2 separate regions of the Homo sapiens genome follow, and region 1 is linked to region 2. The links are chromatin contacts, found by Hi-C or POLR2A ChIA-PET in ENCODE. All regions are on one chromosome and are shown on one strand. The core of a region is the stretch at or near the end of the contact, and the rest is flanking DNA. Distances in the headings are between cores, read along the strand shown.

Evidence for each region. A loop is a pair of places that touch in the nucleus more often than their neighbours do. ChIA-PET counts read pairs that join two places held with the same protein, here RNA polymerase II (POLR2A). Pooled maps may share reads with other maps.
Region 1: a map of endothelial cell of umbilical vein shows a loop between it and region 2 (2.5-fold over the local background). The contact joins two enhancer-like sites. A Hi-C loop is called at or near these places in 1 of 168 maps with a recorded cell type or tissue (endothelial cell of umbilical vein) and 2 of 50 pooled maps. POLR2A ChIA-PET finds 5 or more read pairs at or near these places in 3 of 52 experiments (MCF 10A, PC-9 and naive thymus-derived CD8-positive, alpha-beta T cell).

What each region holds. Positions count from the first base shown.
Region 1 is chr2:234,202,407-234,206,541 of GRCh38, forward strand. It overlaps LOC105373932 (a long non-coding RNA gene), which reads left to right. Exons shown (of 3, transcript XR_001739236.1): 3 at 4-209. Among named protein-coding and RNA genes, the nearest start is that of SPP2, 150 kb to the left of the region's middle. Within about 2 kb of position 2,230, at least 2 of the 41 ENCODE cell types and tissues checked have a DNase peak (open chromatin) inside an H3K27ac peak, as active enhancers do; they include PC-9, where a contact is called at or near this core.
Region 2 is chr2:234,419,423-234,423,927 of GRCh38, forward strand. No RefSeq gene overlaps it. Among named protein-coding and RNA genes, the nearest start is that of LINC01891, 33 kb to the right of the region's middle. Within about 2 kb of position 2,934, at least 11 of the 41 ENCODE cell types and tissues checked have a DNase peak (open chromatin) inside an H3K27ac peak, as active enhancers do; they include PC-9, where a contact is called at or near this core.

The DNA.
Region 1 (4,135 bases), core at 980-3,479, 220 kb before region 2:
TAGGTTGGCATTCTCAAGCAATTTCCAGGATTTGCTGAATTTAGCTAGAAGGAGACTGGGCAGCTCTGGGTGTGCTGACCAATCAAAATTCTGGACATGGGGGAGACCCCAAATAATGGGAAACCACCCAAGTACTGCTGTTCAGCAAGACTTTGAGGTGAACTTCCTGGACAACATTTCCGAGACTTCAGGTCCTCCAACTGCAGGATGCAATGGTAAGACTGGACTGAAGGTCTTGCTTTTAGAGGGTGTGTTCTTAAATTTCACTTTGTCTTCTCAGGTTAATAGTACCATGCTTTTGTAATCTATTAATACTTTCTGCTGTCATTAGCTACCAATGCTAAGGGTAAAAATCAAACTATGGGATACTGATAGAATATTTATTTATTTATTTATTTATTTATTTATTTATTTATTTGAGACAGGGTCTTTCTCTGTCACCCAGGCTGGAATACAGTGGTGCAATCACAGCTCCCTGCAGCTTTGAACTCCTGGGTTCAAGCAATCCTCTTGCCTCAGTCGCCCAGGTTACTGGAGCTACAGGTGCACACCACGATGCCTGGCTAATTCTTTTATCTTTTGTAGAAACAGGGTCTTCTTTTGTGGGCCAGGCTAGTCTCAAACTCCTGACCTCAAGTGATCCTCCCGCCTCAGCCCCTCAAAGTGCTAGGATTACAGGTGTGAGCCATTGAGCCCTGTCTAGAATTTTAAAAAAGCAATTCGTAGTATCGCAGTTACAAATCTCAAGACTGAAACTCCTAGATCCGTGTGTGTGGCAGCCTGGTGCCGTCTGTGTGGCAGCTTGGTGCTGTCTGTGCAGTTGAAATAGCCTTGACAGCCTTGAGCCCGTGCTTGGTGGAACTCCTGCTGATGCAGTGTGAAGACACACTTCTTGTGTCTGGAACACACGTCTCAAGTGTAAATCCTCTGTTCCAAACAAGTTTGAATACGTTTTGTTTTATTTTGTTGGCTACTAATTCAAACACTTGTCCTGTGTTAATAGCCAGTGATTAATTTCGGGTTCTTTTTCATGTGGGAATTACTCAAAGCTCCTCTCAAAACTATGCTGCATTCATCAGCGTGACTCATCTTTTTCCATTTCCAGAGCAAACAGCAGGGACTATCCAGTCTGTACTTCAGGAAATGAGCGAGAGTGAAGTAAGCTGGCAAACGACTGCTATTTCTCTTCTTTTGAGTTTGAAATGAAAGGTTTTTTTTCCAGTATAAGATTATTCTTAGGCTGGGTGCAGTGTGTGCCTGTAAGCCCAGCACTTTGGGAGGCCAAGATGGGAGGATCACTTGAGCCCAAGAGTTTGCAATCAGCCTGGGCAATATAGTGAGATGCCCCCGTCTCTAAAAAAATAATTTAAAAAAATTAGCCAGGCCTGGTGGCGCATGCCTGTGGTCCCAGCTACTTGGGAGGCCAAGGTGGGAGGATTGCTTGAGCCTAGGAGGTAGAGGTTGCAGTGAGCTGTTGTTGTGCCACTGCCCTCCTGCCTGGATTACAGATAAAGACCTTGTCTCAAAAAAACCAAGAAACAAAAAACAAAAAACACCCTACTTTTTTATTTAAAAAATGTTTTACTTATTATAGTAACATAAAGAAACAAACATACATAAGAAGCATATAGTGGGATTGATTTTCCCAATGTGAACCCACTGGTGTAATCAGCACTCAGAGAGAGAATCAAAATATTAGCAGCACCCTAGAAGCCCCTGTAGGCCCCAATTTCTAAATTCATAGATGAGTTTGTCCATCCCTGAAGTTTTATATCAATGGATCACATGCTATATACTCTTTGGTCTGGGTGTTTTTTTTTTTTTTTTTAATTGCTGTTAGGTTTGTGCATTGTATCCATATTGTTGTTCAGCAATTGCTTGTTTCTTTTCATTGCTGTATAGTATTCATAACAATCCACAGTTTATTTACTGGATACTGTTAATTCTGTCCTTCATGATTAATGATGTGAACCCCCACTTTCAAGTACTTATCAGCCAATTATTCAATAACTTTTGTTCATTTTTCTACTAGATTTTTTCCTTCGGCTTAATTTTTTAATTTCTGTCTTTTATATTTTTTTAATTTTTAATTTTGAAAAAATGTTAATCTACAAAAAAGTTGCTAGAATTTCCTACTGAATACTCATAGATCTTTTCATCTAGATTCATCAGTTGTTAACCATTAATCATGTTTGTTGTATTTTTCTCTCCATCTCTCTATATATTAACTTTTTTGTGAATCATTGAGAATGAATCATGTTGATATCATGTTCCCCAGTCAATATTCACCGAAATTCTTATCTGGAGTAATTATTACTATGGTGGTTGCAAAATCAACTCTATTTTGCCTTCTACATTTATGAGTTGCCATTCTACTGTAAAATGTTTGCCACATTTGTTGTATTTTTCTGTCTACCTACCTATGTACTGATCAGCTTTTTTCTGAATCACTGAGAGTAAGCTGTAGACACCATGACCCTTTGTTGCTGAATACTTAAGTATATCTTGAATACAAAGACATTTTCTTTCAAAATTACTATATCAAATCCAAGAAATTTAACATTTTTATATTAATATTATATCACATATTATCATAAAAATTTGGCAATTATCTCAATAATGTCTCTGGAATAGCATTTTCTCCTAATGTGGTATCACATGCTGCATTTTCTCCTAATGTGGCATCACATGTTGCATTTTCTCGTAATGTGCTATCACATGCTGCATTTAGTTTTCACATCTGTTTAGTCTTCTCTAATCTGAAATAGGTTCTTAGCCTTTTTTGTTTTTTTATGATATTGACATTTTTTAAGAATATAGCATATTCATGTTGTAGAAAGTGCTCTAATTTGGCTATTTCTGGTTTCTTCTCTGAGACTAAATTAAAGGTACTTATTTTCTCAGAGTATTTCATAATTGAGGCTGTGTCCACGTCTCAATGCATCACTTCAGAAAGCTTGTGACATCATTCTGATCATTCAGACAGAGAGGTGTCAACTAGATTTCTCCATTAAAAAGATTCATTTTCTTTCCATGTAATTAATACATAATTGATTGGGAGATTAACACCATGTTGATATCATATTTCCCAGTAAAGATTCACCCAAATTCTTGCCTGAAGTAATTATTAATATAGTGGTTATAAAAATGGCAATTTTCAACTCATCATGCCTTTTATGTGTACTAGTTGTCATTCTACTATAAAAAATGTTTTACTTTTATTTATTCATTAATTTATATGTTTAGTACAGTATGGACTCCTGTTTTCACTTTATATTCATTATGTTTTTATTCACTTTTGTTTCTATTCTTTTGAGAAACAGAACTGTCCTAAACTTCACCAATGGAAGGTCCTTGATGCCAGTTTGCACATGTCATGTTGGAGGGGGGTGGTCTTTTAACACTTCCTTGATTTATGGACAAGATATCCCAGGCTTATTCATAGTCTTCTGATGTTAATAATTTCTTGATCAAGTTCAATTTATTAATATATGGCTACCACTCTTTGTACTCTGGCTAGGAAATCCTTGCTTAATACAAGTTCACCTTATTTATGGCTACTATGCTTGGTATCTTGACTTGAAAATCCTTGCTTACTTAACACAAGTTCAGGAAATTATTTTCCTGTGATTTTTTTTTCCTACAGGCTTTCATGCTTAGATCTACAATCCTGCTTGAATTTAATTTTGCTTATGGATTGTATATAAAGTTCTGGTTCTTCTGTATAAGGAAGAAAGGAGCACTATTAATTATGGAGCAGTCAGCAGGTATAAACTAGACCCATATGGGAAAATTTGGACAATGACCACGCACCACTTTAAAGTCCTCTGCTATGCATTGGTTCCTGGCTACCTCAGTACCTCATTTCTTACAGGTCTCCCTGTCACACTGATGGCTTAGCTGTTCCTCAAACCTATCAAGACCTTATCCTAAGCCTGTGCTCTTTCTTCCAACAGAACTCTCCTCTCCCATACAGCCACTGGGCCTACTCTTCACGGAGGTCTCTGTCAGTCACCTCCTGAGACATATTTCTGCAACCACCCAATCAAAAATAGCTCCAGCTTATGCCCTTGGTTACTGTCTACTGCCTTACCCTGTGTCCTTTTCTTCACAGCACTTACCACCACCTGATGGA
Region 2 (4,505 bases), core at 1,684-4,183:
GCTAATTTTTGTAATTTTAGTAGAGATGGGTTTCACCATATTGGCCAGGCTGGTCTCGAACTCCTGACGTCAAGTAATCTGCCCACCTTGGCCTCCCAAAGTGCTGGGATTAGAGGCATGAGCCACTGCACCCGGCCTTTTCTTGTTTTTGATGACCTTGACTCCTTTGAGGAGTGTTGGTTAGGAGTTTTATAGGATGTCCGTCAGTTTTGGTTTGTTTGGGGTTTTCCTCACAGACTTGGGTTAAATATAGTTTTAATATAAAACTCAATGTCCTTGAATGGTGTATTAGTATTCTTCAGAGAAACAGAACCAACAGGATCTATGTACATCTATATCTCTATATCTATGTCTATCTATAGACAGAGGTGGGGGAGAGAGAGAGCGAGCTTTATTTTAAGGGATTGGCTCCCTCAATTGTGGGGGCTGACAAGTCTGAAATCTGCAGGGTAGGCTGGCAGGCTGGGGCCTCAGAGAGTGGATGCTGCAGCTCACGTCCAATGGCAGGGTCTGGAGGCAGAACTGGCTTTTCAGGTCTTCAGGAGGATCTCAGCCTTTTTCTCCTTTTTTTTTTTCTTCTACGGAGTTTCACTCTTTCACCCAGGCTGGAGTGCAGTGGCGTTATCTTGGCTCACTGCAACCTCTGCCTCCTGTGTTCAAAAGCGATTCTCCTACCTCAGCCTCCCATGTAGCTGGGATTAGAGGCATGCATCACCACTCCTGGCTAATTTTTGTATTTTTGGTAGAGATGGGTTTTCACCATGTTGGCCAGGCTGGTCTCGAACTCCTGACCTCAGATGATCCACCCGCCTCGGCCTCCCAAAGTGCTGGGATTACAGGCGTGAGCCACCATGCCAGGCCCTCAGGCTTTTTCTCTTAAGACCTTTGGATTGGATGAGGCTCAGCCACATTATGGAGGATCATTGGCTGTACTCAAAGTCAGAAGATTTAAATGTTAATCACACCTAAAAAGTACCTTCCCAGCAGCATCCAGATTGGTCTCTGACCAAACATCTGGGCACCATAGCCCAGCCAAGTGGAGACTTCAAATTAACCTCTGTCAAGGGTGGCCCCCAGAAGTGTGGTTCTAAACAAGGCAGCAAGGGGGAGAGCGGGGGTTGTGGGTGGGAAGGAAGGTCTGTCAATAGCAGCACCACCCAGTTCAGGAACAAAAAGCTGCTGCCTGGTTGTTAACCTCTGAACTCCATGGCTGCAGCCCCCAAGTTAAACTGCTCCTTACTAACTGCAAACCAAACATGACGTCAGCCTGCTTGCAGTGCAGAGGCTGCAAGGAGATAATATTTATAGAGAATTCTTTGATTTCCTGGAGAAAGGTCAGAATCTGAATTGATGGGAATATAACTTCAGAATATGTAGACTCTTGCCGGGCGTACTGGCTCACGCCTGTAAGCCCAGCACTTTAGGAGGTTGAAGTGGGTGGATTGCTTGAGCTCAGCAGTTCAAGAACAGCCTGGGAAACACGGTGAAACCTCCTCAATACAAAAAAAAATAGCCAGGTGTGGTGGCACACTCCTGTAGTTCCAGCTACAGGTTCTGGGACTGTTCTGCCCACCTCAGCCTCCCAAAGTGCTAGAATTACAGGCATGAGCCACTGCACCCGGCCTGTTATGTGGTTTCTTAAGAAGCTACTCCTCCAGTTCCGGCAAGGCGGCTCATGCCTGTAATCCCAGCACTTTGGGAGGCCGAGGCAGGCGGATCACCTGAGGTCAGGAGTTCGAGACCAGCCTGGCCAACATGGCAAAACCCCGTCTCAACTAAAAATACAAAAATTAGCCAGGCGTGGTGGCATGTGCCTATCATCCCAGCTACTCGGGAGGCTGAGGCAGGAGAATTGCTTGAATCTGGGAGGCGGATGTTGCAGTGAGCCGAGATCACTTCACGCCACTGCACTCCATCCTGGGCAACAGAATGAGACTCTGTCTTGAAAAAAAAAAAAAGCTACTCCTCCAGCATTTCTTAATTATTTCCTGAGTGGTCCCTGGAGGTTCCCTTTGTCCCTCTGGGGATGCTTGAGTAGTAATAATTGCCCTGCCTTGCGTTAATATTGAACGTTCAGATGGCTTCCATGAGCATGATTCCATTCTACTTTTTACATGATCGCCCCAGGACTATCACATTCAGGTGGTCCTAAATAGGGACGGTTTAACCGTTAAAAAAAAAAAAAAAATAGAAGTGTACCAGCAGAATGAGTATGATTGCAAATAACAGCAAATATCCGCTTGACATGGCTTGAGCAATAATGTATTTGTATTTAGTGGGTAGTGGCACATGCAGAAGTGAAGATAGGGGATTGCCAAGTCATTTTTTTTTTTTTGAGATGGAATCTCACTCTGTCGCCCAGGCTGGAGTGCAGTGGTGTGATCTCCGTGCTCACTGCACCCTCTGCCTCCCAGGTTCAAGGGATTCTCCTGCCTCAACCTCCTGAGTAGCTGGGATTACAGGTGAGCGCCACCACACCTGGCTAATTTTTGTATTTTTAGTAGAGACAGGGTTTCACCATGTTGGTCAGGCTGGTCTCGAACTCCTGACCCCGTGATCCACCTGCCTCAGCCTCCCAAAGTGCTGGGGTTACAGGCATGAGCCACCGCACCCGGCGAGTACCAACTCATCTAAATGGAAGTGTGCTCAGATAGCAAGCAGGAGACATGGACTTCTGTGGCTTCCCATGATAACTGGGTTATGAGGACCAACTTTAAGCCTATATGTCAATCAGTTTATATGAGGTTGGACTGATTTCTACTGTGTGCAGCCTCTACAGGAGCATTTATACTGGTTTCCTTTTTTTTTTTCTTTCTACCTGTAGATATCTTTAAGATAAACAAGCTGAACACCATTAACTATGGTAACCTCTGCCATGCTGTCTCTGTTCCTTGAGATCAGATAGAGCCCGGACAGCAAAGAAGCACGTGGCCCTGATATTAAGATACAAGCATGCCAACAGCTTGCATTAGTATTTGTGGAATGGATGAGTGAGTCATGATATATTTCCCCAAGCTTCAGCTGGGTGTGTTTTTCATGTAACCATTACTCATAAAGTGTAAAGGTCAATTATGTTAGGAAGGAAGGAATGATTTTTGTCATCCATGCATAGGACACTCAGGTATGCTTCCCTGAGCTTCATGGAGCATGGTTCCCTGAGCTCACTCCTGCAAAGGCCACGCCTATTCATGAATGTTGACATTAACCAGAAGGTAGGGACTGTATATGTGAATTGAGCTTAAATCTGAGCTGAGGAATTCTATGACAAGTAACTTCAAACACGTCACTGAGTTTGAGTTTACCATAATGCATAAGACTATTTCTAAAACTTGTAATTGCTTCTGTTTATTTACAGAGTTTGATGCATATTTGAGCATTTATTTACTTATTCAAAATTCAAAAAGTTCCAAGAAGTATAAAAATGGCTGAACAGTGGCAAGAATTTTAGAAACCATAGAAAAAAACCCGACATTATTAGGGAACAAAACAAATAGACTAGGAGATAAAAATGAAGTTTTGTGTTGCAGAAGCTGGCAGGGATCCCCAGTGAGAGAAAAGAGGTATCAGGATGAGGAGAATGATAACCACAGCCTCATCACATAGGAGAGCGGCTGCTTCCGTCAACAGGGTGTGTGCTCACAGCTTCAGGTCTGCACCGCACAGCATGATGCTGAGACAGGAGGTCAGCACGTCACATAATTACAACTATATTCTTGTAGATGGCAGGATAATGGCATCCCCCCACCCTGCCCCCAAAAGATGTCCATGTCCTAATTTCAGGAACCTATGAATGTGTTATATGACATGGTAAAGAATTAAGTTTGTAGCTGGAATTAGGGTTGTCAATCAGTTGACCTTAAAATAGGGAAATCACCTGGGTTATGCAGGTGTACCATCACTAGGGCCCTTAAATGCGGAAGGAGGCAGAAGAGACAGGTGGGCGGGCGCGGTGACTCACACCTGTAATCCCAGCACTTTGGGAGGCTGAGGTGGAGGATTGTTTGAGTCCAGCAGTTTGAGACCAGCCTGGGCAAGATAGTAAGACTTTGACTCTACAAAAATAAAAAACTAACCAGGCATGGTGGTGCATGTCTGGGGTCCCAGCTACTCAGAAGGCCGAAGTAGGAGGATCACTTGGGCCCAGGGGGGTTGAGGTTGCAGTGAGCCATGCCACAATTTTGTCTGCACTGCAGCCTGTAGTGCAGAGCGAGACCCTGTCCCCATCCCCCACCAAAAAATAATAATAATAATAGACAGGTCGATGAGATGTGACAAAATATCAACCCTCTGTTAAGGCCACCAAAAATAAAAAATATTAAAAGGACACACAGCCCTGCCAACACCTTGATTTTAGCTCATGCCAGACTTCTGACCTTCAGAACTCTAAGATAATAAATTTGGTTTGTTTTAAGCACCACATTTGTGGTAATTTGCTACAGCAGCAATAGAAAACTGATACAATTATATTAATAATTTTAAAGACGGCATATTTTGCCAGGTAGAGT